Regions from separate parts of the Mus musculus genome. Here all the other regions are linked to region 3. The links are chromatin loops, found by intact Hi-C in ENCODE. Cell type or tissue: left cerebral cortex. All regions are shown on one strand. Region 1 has its middle 30 kb from the start of Gm31101. Region 2 has its middle 3.6 kb from the start of Gm38687. Region 3 holds the start of Lrrn2 (leucine rich repeat protein 2, neuronal). Region 4 has its middle 17 kb from the start of Nfasc. Region 5 overlaps Lrrn2 (leucine rich repeat protein 2, neuronal).

What was found. Peaks named below come from ENCODE experiments on the same cell type or tissue, not always from the same donor. Only the 100,000 strongest peaks of a DNase experiment are listed, where the experiment ranks them.
Region 1: a loop joins it to region 3, with 3 times the contacts of the local background. A loop is called at or near these places in 3 of 42 quality-filtered maps.
Region 2: it touches region 3 in a loop (3-fold over the local background); 2 of 42 quality-filtered maps call a loop at or near these places.
Region 4: a loop joins it to region 3, with 4 times the contacts of the local background. A loop is called at or near these places in 6 of 42 quality-filtered maps.
Region 5: a loop joins it to region 3, with 2.1 times the contacts of the local background. A loop is called at or near these places in 3 of 42 quality-filtered maps.

Annotation. Positions count from the first base shown.
Region 1 is chr1:132,815,243-132,819,242 of GRCm38, forward strand. No RefSeq gene overlaps it. Among named protein-coding and RNA genes, the nearest start is that of Gm31101, 30 kb to the left of the region's middle. In left cerebral cortex, no CTCF peak of the experiment used is centred here; DNase peaks (open chromatin) are centred at 1,600, 2,293 and 3,236; H3K27ac peaks cover 1,223 bases.
Region 2 is chr1:132,973,302-132,977,301 of GRCm38, forward strand. No RefSeq gene overlaps it. Among named protein-coding and RNA genes, the nearest start is that of Gm38687, 3.6 kb to the left of the region's middle. In left cerebral cortex, no CTCF peak of the experiment used is centred here; a DNase peak (open chromatin) is centred at 2,129.
Region 3 is chr1:132,877,882-132,881,881 of GRCm38, forward strand. Lrrn2 (leucine rich repeat protein 2, neuronal) reads left to right here and starts at 2,474. Exons shown (of 2, transcript NM_010732.4): 1 at 2,474-2,794. In left cerebral cortex, no CTCF peak of the experiment used is centred here; DNase peaks (open chromatin) are centred at 2,097, 2,539, 2,946 and 3,719; H3K4me3 peaks cover 2,031 bases; H3K27ac peaks cover 2,267 bases.
Region 4 is chr1:132,756,419-132,760,418 of GRCm38, forward strand. No RefSeq gene overlaps it. Among named protein-coding and RNA genes, the nearest start is that of Nfasc, 17 kb to the left of the region's middle. In left cerebral cortex, CTCF peaks have their summits at 1,484 (motif pointing left), 2,368 (motif pointing right) and 2,751; DNase peaks (open chromatin) are centred at 2,369, 2,762 and 3,215; H3K4me3 peaks cover 459 bases; H3K27ac peaks cover 297 bases.
Region 5 is chr1:132,933,477-132,937,476 of GRCm38, forward strand. Lrrn2 (leucine rich repeat protein 2, neuronal) reads left to right here. Exons shown (of 2, transcript NM_010732.4): 2 at 3,505-4,000. The coding sequence starts at 3,723. Among named protein-coding and RNA genes, the nearest start is that of Gm31159, 5.6 kb to the left of the region's middle. In left cerebral cortex, CTCF peaks have their summits at 1,640 and 3,436; DNase peaks (open chromatin) are centred at 1,110, 1,558 and 3,966.

The DNA of each region.
Region 1 (4,000 bases), 63 kb before region 3:
GCAGGAATGAACATCCATTGATTTTAAGTAAAAGCTGCTCTCTCTACAAGACAATGGCTTCGACTGGATTGTTTATTCGTATGAGAAAACAGTCTCTCTTATCGTATCCTATTACATGCGGGTCGTTCATCCACTGAATCCATTTTTATTGAGCAGCTACTATATATAATCCAGGCACCATGTTAAGAGCTAAGAATGGAAAGGTGATTAGGGCATGGGTCTTACCCTCAGAGGCTTTGCAGTCTAATCAGAGAAGCCCTTCCTCAACATCGGGCAGGCACTGCTGAATTTGAAGCATGAGCAGAATATGACTTCTCTGTGGATTTGTTTTCATTATTCAAAGGACTCTTTGACCACAGTCATGTAGCCAGAAAGGATTAGAACCAGGGATGCTGTTGTTCTTACCCTCCTCCTTGGCATCCAAGGTGGCAGGGAAGGAGGGCGGGCATGGCAGCAAAGAAGATGAGAAGCTACGGAAGTGGTTGGAGCTAACAACATGCGTGCAGGATGTCTACTGTCAGTGGTCAGCAGTGAACTCTCCAACAGAGACTCTGTGACTTAGACATGCATATTCTATTAGCAGAAACTGAACGCTAAGAGGGAGTCCAGAGGCCAAGGGGGAAATGGTCAGTTAATCACCCAGTGTTAATTAATAGACTAGGCCAGAATGGTCCCTTTGATGTGCAGACCAAAACAGTTAACAAAGAGGATAGATCAAAGAAAGTCTTCACAAAAGACAAATCCAGCCATTTAAGAATGATTAACCCCTTGCTGAGCAGTGGTGGTGCACACCTTTAATCCGAGCACTCGAGCACTCGAGGCAGAGGCAGGCCTGGTCTACAGGACTGGCAGGGCTGTTCTAGGACAGGCAGGGCTACACAGAGAAACCCTGTCTTGGAAAAAAAAAAGATTAACCCCAAGTTTTAATGTTCTATGATTCACACAACTAACGTCAACCATTCTCAAGTGAACAGTTCACTGGTCTCTATACATGGCAGTATTGATAGCTGTCTTTTCATTACCCCTAAAAGTAAGCACTCACATGTGCATGTGCACACACACACATACACAAACACACCCGGGCCCAATAAACAGCTCCTCCCTGACCTTGGGAAACTACGTATGGATTTTCTACTCTGGATATTTTGTGTGGAAGGTCTATGTGGTATGCATCCTTTATGCTTGGCTTCTTTCACTTAGCATAGTCCTTTGGAGGTTCTATGCTTTAGTAAGTGTCAATACTTCATTGCTTTCTATGCATAATTAATACTCTGCTGTCTGTCTATACTGATTCCATTAATGGACTTTTGGTTGTTCTCTCCTTTGGGCTACTTGTACCTGTGGGACCAGGTATCGGTTTGTCTCTGCTTTTAGTTCTGGATAAACTTGTTGGGATAGACCTACTGGATCACGTGATAATTCTATGTCTAGCATTTTGAGAAACCAGCCACTTAATTGCTAACCAGAAAACTGTTTTAGACTGCCAATAATGAAGAGAGAAGGACTTGGAGAAATGTGGATTCGGGAAGATAAGGACATATGCTGAAGACGAAGCCAGCTCTTCATGTTCTCACACATAAGTCAGCACGCATTTCCCAGCCTCTGGTAGCTAGAGAACACCATGAAATCTCATGCCTTTCATCAGAATCAGAGATGTAGCATGCAAGGCCTGGCCCATGGAGACCATAATCAGGTACCCGTTCTCCTCCTGCACGCTGGATGCAGACAGCCATAGTAGCCTAGAAACTAATGAGGGAGGGGCCACCAGGTCGAAGAAGCCTAGGCCCCTGGGTCATCAACAACCAGAGACTCAGTAGCCCTTGTTTTAGACTTAGAATAAACAATGAATTTTTCCTGCATGAATTCATGAGTCCGTGAGTCCTTTTGCAATGACAGCATTTCCACAGAGAGGACCACACCTTGCTCACCTACTGTGTGAAGGCAACATGAAAGATCAAAGGCCAGGAGAGGCCAGAGGCCACCTAAGCTTGGGGTACGGAGGAATTTGAGCCCATGTTCTTTCTAAGTTACATGCCAAGGGAGGCCCAGAACTGGCCTTTGGCCAGTCTTAGCAGTCTGCCGGGCCAGCATCAGGGCCAGGATGACCCTGAGGGGCTCTTGGAATGGGAAGGCAAGTGAGACTTTGTCTATTGTATCACTTCAATTAGGAAAATTGTGAGTTAAAAAAAAAGTGTCTGTGTGATAGAATGAATAGCTTTGAGTGAACCGAGACTCAGAAATCTGTCGCTGCTCTTCTGTTTTTATGCTTTGTGCTTTCTTTGATAATTTCCCATCTGTCTCCCTTAGCTTGGTAAGAAAGTTCCACTGGTAATGGAAAATTCCAAATGTGTGATGGGGTGATGGCCAGGGAAGGCAGCCCAGCAGCACAGAGGCATGCCTGTGTGCTGTGGCATGGTGGGGACAGGTCCTGCCACAACCCTGGACAAAGGCATGCCCATGGTGGGAAGAGGTCATGCCCCTGCCCAAGGACAAAGGCATGCCAATGGCAGGGACAGATCCTGCCACAGTCCAGGACAGGAGAATGCTAACAGACAAAGGGCATGCCAGGCTGATTCTCTGCCTGGCACTAGCATTTGGAAGAGGCCATTCTTTCTTGGGCAAAACTATTCCCAAAGCTTCAGTTATTCTTGGCATCCTCAGCCCCATCCATTCAATGGCACCAGAGCCTCGTCTTTGTGACAAGCACACATTTCCAAACACCTATAGGCAGGGGTTGTCTCCTAACCCCTAGGCAGAGAGCCACTGCATGAAAGATAGAGAAAAACAGAAAATTTAGAAATGTAGAGAAAATGGACTGTAGTAAGGGGTGAGGGGAAAGGTGAAAGGTGAAAGGTGAGAGGTACTCTACTTTTTCACGGGGTTGTCCATCACCTGCAAAGGCTCCATCTCTCTTGGTGTTTGCTCAGTTTTTTCTCCTTTCCCAGCAGGAATCAAAATCGAAGTTTTTCATTTTCCTTACAAAATGTTCCCACCAGCCTCCACCTCGCACCTTATGCATTCTTGACGTTCTGTTGGCTCGTCACCAGCTCTCGTCCCCTCACATGATCTAGTACTTGTCTAATAAACACCTTACTTCCTTCTCAGAACAACGGATTGATAGGAACAGACAGGAATCCGAGGCTAGGAAGACTACATCCGCATAGGCTGGGGCCTGAAGGAGTTGGACCTGGAGCCGTAGCACCAGATGTCTGGCTGCAGACTGCTCTGGTAGAGAGTTGGGAGAGAGGGGGATGGGGCAGCGGTAAGGCTCACACGGATGCTTCAGCCAGACAGTGGGCTGGAGGAGAATTCCCAGCGCTTCTGCCAAAAGTCTATAAGGATTCAGCTTGAGGTGACTGCAGCCATCTTGAGTTGTAACTACCATGATGCATCTGTATCCCTCTAGTTTGTTTCTCCTGAAGTTTCACTGCAAACTACAACCAGTGGTTTCTGGCTTTTCAACTAGACCCTGATGCCAGGAATATGCCTGACGATAGATTAGCACAAACTAGGTACATTACAGCTTAGAATGAGCTCACTTCTGTCCTAAACAGTATATACTCACCTTCTTCTGGCACACCTCGTGGGGGTCCACCTAGTCTTGCTGCCGCTCAGGACCATGCTTCTGTCTGTATATCTGGTGACAAATGTCATCCTGCATTTCTGGATCATCCTGCCTCAATTTCTTCTGTTTCATGGTGCCTTGCTGCTGGTATTTACAAACTAAGCAAGGCTGTTCCAGAACAAGGTTCAGAAGTAGGAGGCTCTCGTGCTGGTGACACCATAGGAGATCTGAACCCTTGGGCAGTGACAGGGAGGATCTGATGAAGAGAGAGAGAGGAGTTGTCTGCCACTTTCTGCCTGTCAGTATTTGGAATGAGATGCCAGGTGTGACTGTGGCCCCCAGTCTTCCCTATGGGCAGAAGAAACTCTAGCATCTGAGGGATTGGCCAGGATGCTCACAAACACACACAACTCCCTCACTAAAAAGCCTTTTTCT
Region 2 (4,000 bases), 95 kb after region 3:
ACAGAGACAGAGAGACAGGGAGAGACACACAGAGAGAGTGAATGAATGAATGAATTTTCACAGGAGGGCAAAATGGGTTGTCATTAAGTACATGGACACTGGAGGTAAACTCCCTGGAATCAAGTCCCTGTGTACTTGCTAGTTGAATGACTGACCCCAGATAAGTCATTTACCTTTTCCATACCACTTCTGACAACTTGAATCAAAGCAGTAACTCACTCACAGAGCAGCAGATAATAAGCTAATTTCCATAAAGATCTGACTACCAAAGGACACACAATGCAGGATAGATGACAGTTTAGGAGCCAGGACAGAGTAAACTAGTCCTTCACGTTTCCTGCTTTCATTTCAAGGTCTGTCAGATGGCTCTGGGCCAGAAGGCTGAACATGTATGCTCCAATGTTTTGAGAAATGAAGGACTGTCCAGGTAGTCAGCTGTCTCTGCAATTGGTTAAGTTTTAGAGGCTATGTTTTGTGCTTCCTATATCTTCAGGTAATATTTAGTTCATTCTTGGATTTCTGACAGGGTTGAAGATTGATTATAGTCTCATAAGCAAATTCAAGTTGTTTAACATTGAGGAAGATGATACAGAAAGGATGGTTTTCAGATGGTAATTCAAGTTAAAGTCAGAACATAATTTAGGTATAAAATTTTAAACTGTTGGGCTAGAGAGATGGCTCTTCAGTTAAGAGCACTGACTGCTCTTGCAAAGGTCCTGAGTTCAAATCCCAGCAACCACATGGTGGCTCACAACCATCCATAATGAGATCTGATGCCCTCTTCTGGGGTGTCTGAAGACAGCAATAATGTACTTACATATAATAAATAAATCTTTTAAAAAATTGTAAGCTCTTTAAGTCAGGATAAATAGTGGAGTACTTTATCTAATTGACAAATATGATGGACTGGATATTAATTATATATCACACTTTGTAATTTACAAAATTGTTATGGTTATGCTCAATTTGTGTCTGAGAAAAGAGCCTTTTTAAAAATGTGGGCAGAAAGGGTGAGATGTTGGGAATTGGTTCTAATGCTTTGTCTTAATTTGGCTCCCATAAGCCGCTTCTAGACCCTAGGGTCCCTGCCCCCAGCTGGCTTCGATTAGTAATAAAGAATTGCTGTCAGCCAATAGCTGGGCAGGGAGATGGGGTGGGACTTTTAGGTTACCTGAGCAAGTGGCCGAGGGAGAGGGGAAGAGGAGAATCGCCGTGACTCTAGAGAAGAAATCAGATTTAAGAGCTGCAGGAGAGAAAGCATCCAGCAATGTAGATGGAAAGGGAAAGCGGCCCTATAGGGAGGTGGGGGTGGAGGGGAGGCTGCCCAGAAGATAACAGGGCAGCAAAAAATAAAATACAGATTTAGAAGTTGTTAAGCCAGGAATACTGGAGGAAAATGTGTGCTGGCCTCAGGGAGGTTTAGAAATGCCCAGCCATTAAGCTAGTCAAGGCACATCAAAATTAGCTGTTTTGGATGTGTTTGCCTTTCTTTCACTCGTGAATCCAGAGCTCTTAGGTAGGTGCAGTGTGTGCAGGACCTGCCAGGAGTCAAAGCAGTTTAACTAATTCACAGCTATAATTCATTTTTCTCTGTGTCCCTGCGTGGCTATTGAAGGAGTTCACATTCCTCACCTTATCATAACTGTGTACTGTGTCTCGAGAATTCATTATGTTCCCAGTGGCCAGCACCGGGCTCTCGGCATCTTACTCAAAGAAATGAAAGAAAGGTGAACAGCAGTTGCAAAGTAGCAAGGGGACTTTATTCAAAAGCAAAACAGTAGTAAAGATCAGATATACTGCCAAAGAGCATCGGGCACCAGAGGGAGAAAGCCTGGGGCCCCAGGTTATTGCCTAGAGCTTTTCTGGTGAGGTCTTAAGAGATGAAGGGTATCGTTGCTAAGGTGTGTGGTTTAGTTGCTTCTCTATTTTGAGTGATGGTTGAAATATGTAAGTCATTGCTGGCTGTGCATGCCCCTTCTTATGATGCATCTGATTTTGATCATATGTATCCAACATTATGTATAGCTATAAATGTGGTACATGAGGGACTGGAGAGTTGGCTCAGCAGAGCACTCATTGCTCTAGCAGAGGACCCAGGCTCAGGTCCTAGAACCCACATGGTGATTCACAACAATCTGTAACTCCAGTTTAGGGAATTTCAGGGCGTTCGAAATCTTCTGGCCTTCTTGGGCACCAGGCATACAGATGGTATATATGCATACATGCAGGCAAAAGACTCATGTGCATACACTAAAGTAATCTAAAATATTTTTAGAAGAGGCAAATAGGATTTCTTGTTTTCTTCCTTTCCTTTCCTTTCCTTTCCTTTCCTTTCCTTTCCTTTCCTTTCCTTTCCTTTCCTTTCCTTTCCTTTCTTCCAGTTCACTCAGTGGACAGTTTGCGCTACAGCGCATGCACCCTGCTTCAGTGACTGTTGTGTTACTGTGAAGAGACACCAAGAGCAAGGGAACTTAGGAAAGGAAGCATTTAATTGGCAGCTTGCTTACAGTTCCAGCGGCTTAGGCAATGATCGCGGTGGTAAGCATGGCTGCAGGCAGGCCCGGTGCTGGGGCTAGGGCTGAGCTCTTACATTTGATTCACAAGCAACAAGCAGAGGGAGAGAGAGAGAGACCGGGCCTGGTGTTGACTTTTGAAACCTCAAGGTCCACACCTCCAATAAGTCCATGCCTCCTGCACACATGCAACTGGATGCACTTGGTCCTAGGCTGCCAAGGGCATTATTAGAAGAGAGGTGTGGGGAGTCCCAGGTTGCTGTGCATGCCTGCCTCGCCATCCCTGGCCTTATGGTACAGGTAGGGTACCCTCTGCGTGGTGTTTTTGTTGTTGTTTTGTTTTGCTTGTTACCTTGCACAGCTTCCTTAAATCAAGTAAGTGCATTCTCAATTGCCCTGTAGCAGAAGGCAAGGAGGCAAGGGGGCATGAGGTGGGCCACAAGGAAAGTTTGACAGCATAACAAAGTGAGCAAAATGAAATGCATTCATGTGACATTCTTCCCATAGAGCCTCCCCAACCCCCCATTGTCTTCTCTGTTTCTAGTGAAACTCTGTCGAATGCCTGCCTTAATAGCACAAAATTCTGCTTCCTTTGCTTTGATAAATTATGAAGTCAATCTATGTAGCTAACTCGACATCAGGTCTGGTCCATAGGCAAACCTTTGGTTGGGAACCCAGGCCCAGCTAACAGCTGTGAAGAAGTGCAGGGTGTGGTGGTATACACCTTTAGTCCTGGCACTGGGGAGAAAGGCAGAGGCAGAGGCAGAGGCAGAGGCAGAGGCAGAGGCAGAGGCAGAGGCAGAGGCAGAGGCAGAGGCAGAGGCAGAGGCAGAGGCAGAGGCAGAGGCAGAGGCAGAGGCAGAGGCAGAGGCAGAGGCAGAGGCAGAGGCAGAGGCAGAGGCAGAGGCAGAGGCAGAGGCAGAGGCAGAGGCAGAGGCAGAGGCAGAGGCAGAGGAGGCAGAGGCAGAGGAGGGATATCTGTGAATGTGAAGCCATCCTGGGCTTCATAGTGAAACCCTGTCTCAAAAAGAAAGAGGGTGACTAAGAGAAGAAAAGAGGGGAGGGGAGGGAGATGGAGGGGGAAGGGAAGGGAAGGGAAGGGAAGGGAAGGAAAGGAGAGTAGAGGGGAGGGGAGGGGGAGAGGAAAGTAAGAAGAGGAGAGGAGAGGGAAGGGGAGGGGAGAAATGAGGATGTTCATTTCTGAGCGTTGGTTTTCTATCCTTGGTAGAGGACACTGTCTGGCGTAGGGGACTTGAGAGATGGCTCCTTGACTTCCAACCGTTGTCCTGGATTCAGATAAACCAGGGGCAGGCCGCTCCTTATGTGAGGAGTTAGGCTGGGACTCCACAGGCAGTGTCAGTGAACAGCCATCACATGTGACACATTATTGTCTAGCCCAGCCCAAGAGTGCATGGGAAGATGGGCAGCCTTAGCTTGGCAGAGTCCGCCTCAGTCGGGCCTTGGTTTACTCTCAGCTGCTGCAAAAG
Region 3 (4,000 bases):
GGACACAGTCAGCAAATGCCCATTGCTACTCTTGACTAAGAGATCTCTATGAATTAACTTAAACATTACTATTTTTACACCAGGAAGAGACACTCAATAACCTTCCCAAAGCTACACAGTGTGTGGTCCAGCAAGGTTCAGGCCCAGATCTCCCCGAGTCTATAAATTCTTTCCCACTTCGTTATAAGAAATTTTGTCCTAATAGCTCATGTGGTTTTCCCATACATCAGGGTCTGCCAATCCAGGATCAGCCATTAGCTAGTATTACTTGTTCACTAATTAGTTATTACCAGATGTGGTGGCATATGCTCATGATGCCAGCACTGAGAAGGCTGAGGCAGGAGGATCACACAGATAGCCTGGGCTACAGAGACCCTGTCTCAAAAACTGCAACAGTGACAGAAGCAACCAGTTGTTGGGTATCCACAGTAACATCTTGGTTTCATCTCAGTGCTGCCTGGGTCAGGCACAGCCTTCCACCAGAGTTTGTGCTCCAGTTGGGCTAAGACACACTTGGTGGTGTGGGTAATAGGAGGCAGAGGGTTGTGAGTGCCAGCTCAGACCTGGAGCTGGGGAAGGAGTTGGCAAACATCTCCTCTTATTTGGACATCCATCCGCATATGTTGATGGTCTTGAGGCTGGGAACGTCATTCCACTGATTTGACAAGTAGCAAGATCAGACTCAAAAGCTTGGTGCTCCCATGCAGAATTCTTCTACTCCCTTGGGCCCAACCCAGTCTCCCTTACAAAGGCTCTTCTTTCTCAGTGCTCCTTCATTTCCTGTCTTTACGGCAGCCACCCTCCCAGCCTCTGGCCTTTCTTCATCCTAAATCACTCTGTACAGGGCCACAGATGAGTTTCTAGATCTTGGTCTCAGGCTCTCCCACTCTGCATAACTGAGGTCATACTACCCGTGCAAGAGTGCTGCCAGGATGACGACCTGAATTCCATCCGCTCCCAGCCTCCATTTGCTGGGCTGTTAAATGGGGACGTATGTCAGCCTGATACAGAGCTGTGTGAAAAGGCTTGGTGTCTCTTAGTTCATCTCTAGCTCTCCTCCACTGCCTGGTCCCCCACTCCCAGCCCCCACCTTCCAGACAACCTATTCTATTTTGCTTGCCTCAACTTTCCTGCCTTGCTAGTCCCCATTTTCTCTGCCAGTTTAAATCCTATCGGTCCAGCTGGGCTCAGCTGGAAGCTCGGCTCCTCTATAAAACCTCCCATGAATAACCAGAGCCCAGAACAGCGTTTTCAATCTGTGTTTCTATGGCACCTTCCATTGCCTTGAAATGCTAAAATTTGTTTCAAGTACTTCCACCCCGTCCTTCTCGGCTCCCGAGGGCCATTATATCCCACAGCAGGGGTGGCGGGTGGAGACCAGCGAGTAGTTCTGCTGGTATTTAGTATGTGCTTACTGGAAGGATTAAGGGGCCAACTCTGTCTATACAGAACACAGAACTTCCAAGTCCACTCGACAAGGCTGTAGGCATGGCTGTCACTGCTGGTTGTATTCTTAGAATAAACAGAACCCAGAAGCCCTGTGTCTGGCCAGGGACACTAATCTAAAGCCAGTCATGAAGAATGGCCCCCTAAAGAAGCCCCGACTTGCAGAAGTCCCTACACCTTGAGCCCCATCTTCTCTCATCTTGACTTTCCAGGCTCTGATTGGGTGTGGCGTGCTATGAAGCTTAGCTCTGGTACCTATTCTTAGTGGGCCACACTGAAGGCCTCTCAAAGACTTGGGCCTGAAGCCTTCACTGCAGCAGACCTACTCTTCAAGTAAGCCCCAATGTGTGCTGGTGACCCCAATTTTCTGAGCCACCAAGCAGTAGCCCAGCACCCATTTTCTGGGTCCTGCTTTACCTCCTAGTTTCATGGCTTCACGATGACCAGCCTGCAGGTGTAGAACCCTGCGGCCAAGTCCCTGTGTAGACCTGTCAGCGCCTCCCTTAATCCCTCTGAGACTAACCATGTGCCAGGAGACTGGAAGCAGTACTGAAAAGGCTACAGAAGAGCCGCCAGTGCCCATGGACAAACTCGCCCACGGCTTTTGTCCTGTCCACCGTTAACTTGGGGAGGGTAGTACCGTGCAAAAATGTGGTCACAGCCTTAAGCGGTGCCTATGAGCCACACCTGTCCTACAAGCTGAATTTCCCATCTGTTCTCTTGGCTTTTGCAAGAGAGTGGGAGGGAGCATCAGCAATGCCACTTATTTCTCCCCTGACCCCCAAGCGCTATGCCCTTCTCCCTCTCTTCCATAAGCCTTGGGTCTTGATGCAGAAGGACCGCTCAAACTACAGCATCGGGCCCCACCCAACTCCTTCCTCTGGGATGTGTGCAAGTGAGGCAGAAGGGGCTTCTGGCCACTCAGGAGTTAAAATGGCAGCGGGACTGGAGGGGGTTGGCGTGGCAAGCAGACAGGGAGGAGGCGACCGGAGTGGGCTAGGGAGGTTGGGAGCGCGGCGGAGCAGCTAGTGAGGAGGACGAGCGCGAGCAGCCAGGAGGGAGGAGGCGCGGCGGGGGCGCCGGGCGCCGCGGGCCTGCTCCGTGCTCCGCAGACGCGCGGCGCTCCGGGAGCGCCGGCCCTGGCCGCCAACCTCCAGCCGCGGCGCGCAGGATTGGGGACACTGTCATTCTGCTGACGCCCTCGCAGGCTCAGCGTTGAGACCACTCCCAGGACAAGTGTAGGTTGGGGAAGGCGCCCGGCGAGCCTCCCGGGCCTGGGTAGCAGCGCGCCGTGGAGCAGCGATCCCAGCCGGGAGGCGAGTGACGGACATAGGACAGCGCCCGCGCGGTGAGTGTGCGGCTCCCTGGCGGCCGGGACTGTGGACTCCGAGGACGCTGGCTTGGCCTTGAGGGTCGCCGAGATCCTGTCCCCGCGGCCCGGGCTTTGATGACCCGATGGGGGAGGGGAGCGCGGCCGCGACCGCGGCGGTCGCCGAGATGCCTGCAGGAGAGCTGGTGATTTGGGGAGAAGGCCGGGAGGGGCGAAGGAAGGAGAGCTAGAGAATGCAAAGGAGGTGGCCGCTGCGCTGGCTGGACCGGAGCTGCGGGGGAGAGGGTCGGGGCCTGAACCAACTGGGAGAGGCCCCAACCCCTCAAACTGTTGCTGGGTAGCGGGGAGCCCTGGAGATGCAGAGGAGCCAAAGAGGTGGCCCCGGGGTTAGAGAGGGCGTGACAGAGGAGAACTCGCAGGATGGAAGCGCACTAGAGCCTAGGGGACTTTCCCTTCCTGGGAGCTCGGGTGGTGGCCGTGCAAAAAAGACAGGGTGGCCTTGGTTGGGTCTGTACAAAGTATCTGGCACCGAGAGTCAGGCTCCTCCCGGGCGGGAGACTAGGGTCTGACTGCAGTCTAAGATGGGACTTTTGGGTGGGGGAGGGGTCGGCCGGGCTAAGCCTGGGCGCTGTGCGGTTTAAAGCAGCTCTGAGGCCACCGCATCATGCCAGGGACAGGCTGGGCTGGCCAGCCACAGGTGGGCCGTCTGTCCTGCTGGCATGACAGGGTTGTGCGGGCGCAGACTGCCCAGCCAGCCAAGATCCTCGAGCGGCGGGGTGAGGCAGCTGAACTGAGCCGCTGAAGGAGAGAACTGGACCCCGGGGGTGGGCCCTAGCAGGGTGTTGCAATGCTCCCGGCTGCCCCTGCCCTTCCTCCCCCACCAAATGAACAGGAAGGAAAATGTCAGCTGGGCTTTGTGCTCTGTTCCTCAGGCTGCCGCAGCTCCCATCTGTTGAAGCCAACGCAGCTTCTAATTGGGCGACTGGCAGGGCTTGGAGGAGGGTGGGCTGGGCACAGCGCTGGCTGCCGCTGGTTGCCAGAGATGGACTGGCTGCCGTCTGCTTGAAGACCCCAGGAGGCAGGAGGGCACTGGAGAGAGCAGCCAGGTCAGGACAACAGGAGTGGCCTTTTGCCAGCGTCTTCACCATTATCTAGGGGACCCAGGAGCAAATATCTACCCGTCCTTACTTATCCAGAATGATTGACAGGCTTCATGAGCCTCGC
Region 4 (4,000 bases), 120 kb before region 3:
GTCGTGGGTATCCCAGGGCTACTTCAAACTTGCTACATCTCCAGATACATTCAACCTAAAATTTTAGTTTTTTTTAAATGCCAAAATACCCTCTGGGAAAATCATGTGGATGTATCTTTCTACTACTGTTCACCTAGTGTGTTAGGGTTTAGTTTCGTTGTTGTGAAGAGATGCCATAACCAAGGTAACTTTTATAAAGTGTAACATTGAATTTGGCCTGGCTTACATCTTCAGAGGTTTAGTTCTTTATCAAAGGGTGAGAAGCATAGAATTGTTCCGGCAGAAATGGAGTTAGGAAGGAGCTGAGAGTTCTACATCCTGATCCATAGGCAGCAAAGAGGAGACTGTGTGTCACCCTGGGCATGGCTTGAGCATATGTAAGACCTCAAAGCCTGCCTCCACAGTGATAGACTTCCTCCAACAAGGCCACACCTACTCCAATAAGACCACACATTCTCACAGTGTCACTGCCTATGGGCTAAGCCTCCAGACACATGAGCCCTTGAGGGCTATACCTATTCAAACCTCCACACCTAGGAACACTGCACCAGGAATCATTTTAAAGAATCAGCTAAGATTCAAGTTTTAGAAGTGAGTTTCAGAGCCACCAAGGTGGGTCAGTGGATGCTTGCTGCACAGACCTGATAATCTGAGTTTGAACCTCAGAACCCATGTTAGAAAGAAAGAACACTCTCAAAAGTGGTCCTCTGATCTTTACATGCATGCTCTGACATGTGTATACCTGCACATGCATTCTCTTTCTCTCTCTCTCTCTCTCTCTCTCTCTCTCTCTCTCTCTCACACACACACACACACACACACACACACACACACACACACACAAGAAGGAAAGGAAAGAAGGAAGGAAGAGAGAGAGAGAGAGAGAGAGAGAGAGAGAGAGAAAGAGAGAGAGAGAGAAAGGGAAAGGGAAAGGGGAAGGGAAAGAGAAAGAGAAAGAGAAAGAGAAAGAGAAAGAGAAAGAGAAAGAGAAAGAGAGAAAGAAAAAGAGAAAGAAAGAGAGAAAGACAGTCTCAGATCAGGCTGGAGTGATGGCTCAGCAGTTAAGAGCACTGGCTGCTCTTCCTGATGACCCAGGTTCAATTTCCAGCACCCACATGGCAGCTCACAACTTTCTTTAACTTCTGTTCCAGGGAATCTGATATCCTCACACAGATACGTGTGCAGTCAAAACACCGATGTACATAAAATAAAAATAAATTGTTTTTTAAAAAGAAAGAAATTCAGTCCCAAGGGTGAAGTGTCCATCTGAGGACAACCCAATAGTGAGTCACTATCTAAAACATGAAAATACAGACAGGGGAGCTGGAGAGATGGCTCAGCGGTTAAGAGCACTGACTGCTCTTCCAGAGGTCCTCAGTTCAAATCCCAGCAATCACATGGTGGCTCTGATCTTTACATGCATGCTCTGACATGTGTATACCTGCACGTGCATCTGTAATGGGATCTGATGCCCTCTTCTGGTATATAGGCATGCACACACTATATACTTAATGCACATAATAAATAAGTCTTTAAAAAAATACAGACAGACAGACATCCCAGAGGCTACTTTTAGGCCTGTGACTTGGAGTAAGAATGCTAATACCACCTGTTGACCTGCCTTTGTCCTCCCCATTAGTAAACCTGCCTGGTGCTACAAAAAGAAGCTCCTCTCCAGAAGATGGTGGACCTTGGCCTCTGGGGCTCTGGGGCTATGGGGCACCTGCACACACATCCATGTGGCCTAAATGTCCAGACCAAGGCCAGTGGGGCCTCTGGGCTTCCATGCTAAGTAAGAGCCCAGAAAAGGCCAGCGACTAGAGGAAAAGAGTGCAGGGTTAGACAGCAGCAACCTGGACCTTGATGGATCTGCCTTTGGTTCGCTGGGGGAGCTCATTTCTTCTTTCTTTGGTCCTCAGTGAACTGATTTGTTAGTCTAGGCTAGATTTTGCAAACAACAGGTAAATGACCAATCAGTGAATAAGTTGTTCTCTTTGCTGAAGTTGTGTCTGGCTTTTCTTTATTTTTCCTCTAATGGGAAAAAAAGAATAATAACAGAACTGTCCAAATGCATTATACACAGCAAGGGTAGACATGGTTTCTCGAACCTTCTCTACACAGGATATCCTGGACTGCTGTGTCTATTGTAAATGTATTTCTCACAGGTGGTCTTAGGCGATGAGGCTTGAAAGCTGCTGGCTGAGAGGAACCCCGGGGTTGCCCAGGCTGGAGCTCTCAGCTGTGATCCACATTGATGTGGATGTCTGGAGAGACTTTCTACTTCAGACAAAATCAGCACAGCATACTCAGGGGTGCCCGGGCGGGGCTGAAGAGCCGGTGAACGCGACAATGTCCCTACAGAGACACTAGATGGCGCTACAGCTCCAGGTAAGGTTGACTGCATCTCCCCGCGGGAGGGTCTGAGCTCAAAGGACCCGTTGCTCTGGTGGGTACGGAGAGAGTAGCTGGCTGACGATAGAGAGCGGACCTCCTCTGCCTGTGCCCAGGGCACAGTACTGGGGCTTAGAAATAGACTGACTTAATAGGAAAACCCTCACTGAGCCCTTCAAAGTCAGAATGAGATGCCGCGTGATTACTACCTCTACTCGCCCCAAATGATGGGGTGCATAATAGAGCTGAAGAATCACGCAAAAAGGCTGCATAAGGGGACTACTCTACCTACGCTGGGGTGTACAAATCTGTCCCAGAAAGTAAGGCTCCCTGGTACTTGTAGACACTGGTGTCGACGATAGGGGGTGACAGAGCGCTGATGCTAGCATCAATGGGAGCGTCTCAAAGGCATAGGCAGTAAGGAGCCTCCAAGGCTTGTCTGTCCTTGAAGATAAATTCCAACTATCAAAGCGGAGGCCCAAAAGGACTAGCTGGAGCTGGCTCAAACATGCTCATGAGAGCAGATAGCTATATTTCGAAGACGTGTTGCTAAATATAGCCTTCGTTAAAAATTTACAACTAAATACATTAAAAATACGGCAAGCACTAAAACTCCTAATTTTCTAATGATTACGCTACAATCTAGTGTCACTGGGGATTTTTACATTTACTGTCTCTGTTGCTTGGGACTGCTCTAACTGTTACCACATGCAGTGATGGTACTCTGCCAGCTAGACACTGGCGGTGGAGGGAGACTAGACACCACCGAAACAATTGAGTGCTAGACATCAGGGCTGTGGTGTCAGCCGGCTGCTGCTGCTGCTGCTGCTGTGGAGAGCAGAGAGCTGAGCCAGCTAAGCATTTGCCAGCACACCACTAGGGCCTTCTTCCTCTACTCAATTCTTCCTTCTCGGAATCCACCCAACCAGCCACCCCCATCCTGTTAGACTAGGAGAGTCTTCTTTAGAAGCATGGGGGTTGGAGGCATGGCTGAGAACACTTCATGGCCTTCCGTGGCCAGGCAGGCATAGGGAGAGCTTAGGTCAGAGACTGGGTTCGAAGCTGGAACAAGCTCTTCTTTGCCCTCCCAGGACTTGGGCATCTGTGGCACAGGTGGAAAAAGGGAAGCCATGGAGACGGTCTAAGCAAAATGCTAAAGCCTTGGCACAGGAGCGAGGCCTGTGCCCAGGTGGCAGAACCAGGGCTTAGAAATAGACTTGACTTAATGGAAAATTCCTCACTGTTCAAGCCCTTCAAAGACAGGGTCAGACTGCTTGTGAATGCTCCTTCCTCCCCAAGTGACTGGACACATACTAGAGAGGTGAATCACACACACAGGACTGTGAAGACTTTGGGAACCTGTTACAGATCCTAGACCCCAAGTTCCCTTGGATATACTAAACTGGAATCCAATTTTTTCTTTAAAGATTTATTTATTTATGTATATGAGTACGCTGTAGCTGCCTTCAGACACAACACCACTACCACCTACCCCAGAAGAGGGCATAGGATCCCATTACAGATGATTGTGAGCCACCATGTGGTTGCTGGGAATTGAACTCAGGACCTCTGGAAGAGCAGTCAGTGTCCTTAACTGCTGAGCCATCCC
Region 5 (4,000 bases), 56 kb after region 3:
TGGGGGGAGGAGAAGCTTTGGTGGTGAGAAGCTGTGGGGGAGAAGCTTGTGTGGGAGGAGTAGCTGTGGGGGGAGGAGAAGCTTTGGTGGTGAGAAGCTGTGGGGAGAAGCTGTGTGTGGGAGGAGTAGCTGTATGTGGGAAGGAGAAGCTGTGGAGGGGGGAGAAGCTATTCGGTCAGGAGTTGTGGTGGTGAAAAGCTAGGGGGTGGAGAAGCTGTTAGGAAGGGAGAAGCTGGGGGAGGTGTTGAAGGTGTGGTGGTGAGAAGCTGTGTGCTAAGCCACAAGGGAAGGACTGGTCTGAGACTTTGCCACACTTTGGGGTCCCAGATTCAGCTGCTTCTTAACCCAGGAATAATATACCCTGCTGCTCCTGTACAGACAGACAGATAAGGCCAGCAGTGGAAATATTTGTCGTGGAACTTTGTAGGTTTTGGTAGCTTCTTAATGCCTTGAGCACAACTGAATGCTGCCTTGGCACTCAGAACAGAGGTATTGCTGGAGGAGAGGAAAGCCAGGGGTTCAGGTCCTATCTGAAGGTCAGTGACACATTGGGATGCCCTCCAAAGAGCCCTTGCTACCTACTCAGACCCACCTTCCTCTCTAGGTGGGAGCTGTCAGGGCTTTCCTCATCCGTTGGCATTCTTTGCTGGATGGCCATGTTACCAGCTCACAGCTCTCCACCACACCTTGGGGGTAGTGTTGGGTTCCTAGGAGCTAAGCTTAGAGAGGGAGCTTACTTACTGCACCCTACTGTCTGCCGTCGAGACTATCCTTCCTTAGATGTCTGTCCTATGGTCGCTGAGGACAGTGTTGCGTGCCTATACTCTGAGCGCTTGGGAGATGGAAGGAGGAGGTCCTGAGTTCAAGGACAGCCTCGACTACATAACAAGAGGGAGGGAGGAAGAAAGGATGAAGGGGAGCAGAGGAGGAGGGAGTGAAAAGAGGTCTTATGTGGCTGGAGCACCTCCCAACCCTGGAAAAGGAGAAGCTAGCATTTCTACGGCTCTCTCTCTGAGCAACAGGCTCATTTCAGTCTCATGACGGTCTTCTGTAAGAAAATAAAGGAGACGTAAAGCAACAGATGCTTGGAGAGGTTGAGCAATTTTCCCAGGGCAGAGGTAGAGCCACGTTTCGTGTCCTGGCATCTGGTATAAAAGCGTGGCACTTAGAGCCATCTGAATGACAGGTGCTTCTTAGCTTGTTTCCTGCATCTTCCCCCGACACACACACACAAAGTACACCCCACCCCCCCGTGAGCCCCAGTTACCCACCGAGCCGCTGGTTTCCTGGGGCTTCCACCAAACATGTATGCAGGCAGGCATGCGTGCGTGTGTGTGTGTGTGTGTGTGTGTGTGTGTGTGTGTGTGTGTGTGTGTGTGCATGTGCGCACGTGTGTTTGTTTGCCCTGAGATCTATGTGACAGCACACACACACCCCTACGCAAACCTCTGTGCCTTTCAAATCACCGTTGTTTTTCCCACCTTCCAAAATAGCTGCTGAGAAAAGTGGGCCGCAGTCAGATGTACACAGGCTTGCCGCTCTCCTCCTCGGTGGAGGCTGCCCTGCCCCCCACTGCTCCCAGCCCAGCATCCTGGAGCAGGATGAGGAGGCAAAGAGCCCCAAGTGGCCAGCTAGAGGTGTTGCTGGTAAACACCACTCAGCCTCCTGCAGTTTCCTGGCAAGATCTCACCCAGAGGACAGGAATGGCACCAATCTTTTTCAGGGCAGCCAGAGCACCATAGCTCTAGGCTAAAGCAGGCTGGGCCAAACCAAGGGTGGGATCAGCGACGTATAAGCAGTATTCCTCCAAGGCTGGGCTGCTTCCCAGCATGGAGAGTGATGCCTAGTTCTTTTGAGTTCTTCTGGACCTATACAAACGAGAGGTGTGAGTGCTTCACTCGCAGGCCCATTAGTACAGTTATGAACGAAAGAAGCTGGTCAGAGTCTTAGTAAGCACCTTCTGTACACCAGCCACTGAAGATCTGCCAGATCAGACCTCTACTTAGGAGGCAGACCTGGTCAAAGAGCAGAACTCGGAATCTGGCCCAGTTTTGTGAAAGTGTTCTGCTCTAAGTCAAGGTTTGATGGACCTTCAGGGTAGTACAGCTTGGTCTAAGAGAGAAGACACGTTGGTTTTCTTTCTTTTTGGAGACAGGGTTTCTCTGTGTAGTCCTGGCTGTCCTGGAACTTATTTTGTAGACCAGGCTGGCCTCGAACTCAGTAATCCGCCTGCCTCTGCCTCCCGAGTGCTGGGATTAAAGGCGTGCGCCACCACGCCCGGCTAAGACACGTTGATTTTCTACACCCGGGAAAGAGGAAACATCCTGGATTGGGTCCTGGGTAGAAGAGACCTCCCTGGGGAAGGGGCCCTAAGGACACAGAACTTGAACCATACAGTAAGCACCAGCCATACCCTGTGTTACAGGTGTGTTGAGAGGGCTGGGCTCTAGCCAGAGGAAGCTTTCTGGATGGCTTGATCAGGGCTGGGACCCCAGCAAGCACAACACTGCAGCAGTACAGTGCCAACCCCTGTTGGCTACCAGTCTGTTGTCCCCAGAAGTCCTGCAGCCCAAAAGAAATTCTGTAGGAAGTGACTGAACTTCAGTCTTGAAGAACAAGTCGAAGTTGTCTGAGAGAAATGAGACAGAACAGAGGTGGTATGTCAGGGTGAGCTTACCCCCAAAAGGTTTGTGGGGAGAACCTGAGTGGGAGAGAAACAAGAGCAACCAGAAAGGGCCAGGCTAGATTACAGAAGACCATACCTACGGGGCTGAGGCAATTAGACTCTGGTCCCTGAACATCTGCTAGACAATTCTAACAGGCTATTGAAAAAACGAAGGTCCATGCCTTCAGAGTGGAAAGTGGCCATATTCCAAAGCTCACCCAGAGAGCCCAGGCAGACCCTGGGTAGGACCACCCCAGCTCATGTGAATGTGGGGTAAGACCCACTGCTCAGTTCCATAGTTCCGGGAAGCCCATCCCATATTTTAAAGCCGAGTCTGTTTCCATGGCCTCCTTCCTCCTGCATCGTCAAAGAAGTGTCTAGAAACGATCATTTATCTCACTTAACCAATGAGCCAAGGAGGAAAGGAGGGGAGAATAGGAAAGGTCAAAAAATCTATTCCACATTTATCTGGGTTTCACTGTTGACCATTTCAGCCCATCCATTTTCCTTCCCTCCCAAACACTCACACATAACCTACTATAACCCTCACTGGTGCCCATCACCACCATACCACCCTCCCACCACACACACTCACACACAAACACACACCTCTAAGTTATTCCCAAGACTTTCCTCAAAGACTCGGAGTCACTCCTTCCCTAAGAAGGTGGTAGAAAGGATTCTGAAACCTTGAGGACTGCAGGACAGGGTGTGGGAGGCCTGGGTCCCATCCAGCTCCTGGATTACTTCTCTGGTTTCTGGAGCCCACCAGGGGAGGCTAGAGGGACCAATTCCACCCCTCATCCCTGCATATCCGTAACTCTGTTGTCTCCTTTCAGGGTCGCCCAATGAGGAAATGAGTGGGCAGTCCCAGTCCCAGTCCCAGTCCAGTGCACAAAGATGAGGACCTACACCCAGGACAGCACAAAGTGATGTCCACCCACCCTGTGTAGAATGACTGCCCTGAGAGGGTGGTTCCCCGGACCCTGGCAGGGCTGCTGAACCTCCGCCTGCAAGTCGTGAAGAGCAGGACTCTCCCCTGCCTTCCACCTCCACCATGAGGCTCCTCGTGGCTGCCCTCTTGCTATCTTGGGTGGCTGGTACCACCGCTGCAGCACCGGTGGTACCCTGGCGTGTGCCCTGCCCTCCTCAGTGTGCCTGCCAGATCCGGCCCTGGTACACACCCCGCTCGTCCTACCGTGAAGCCACCACTGTCGACTGCAATGACCTCTTCCTGACGGCAGTGCCCCCAAGGCTCCCTGCGGGGACACAGACCCTGCTCCTGCAGAGTAACAGCATCAGCCGGATAGACCAGACTGAGCTTGCCTACTTGGC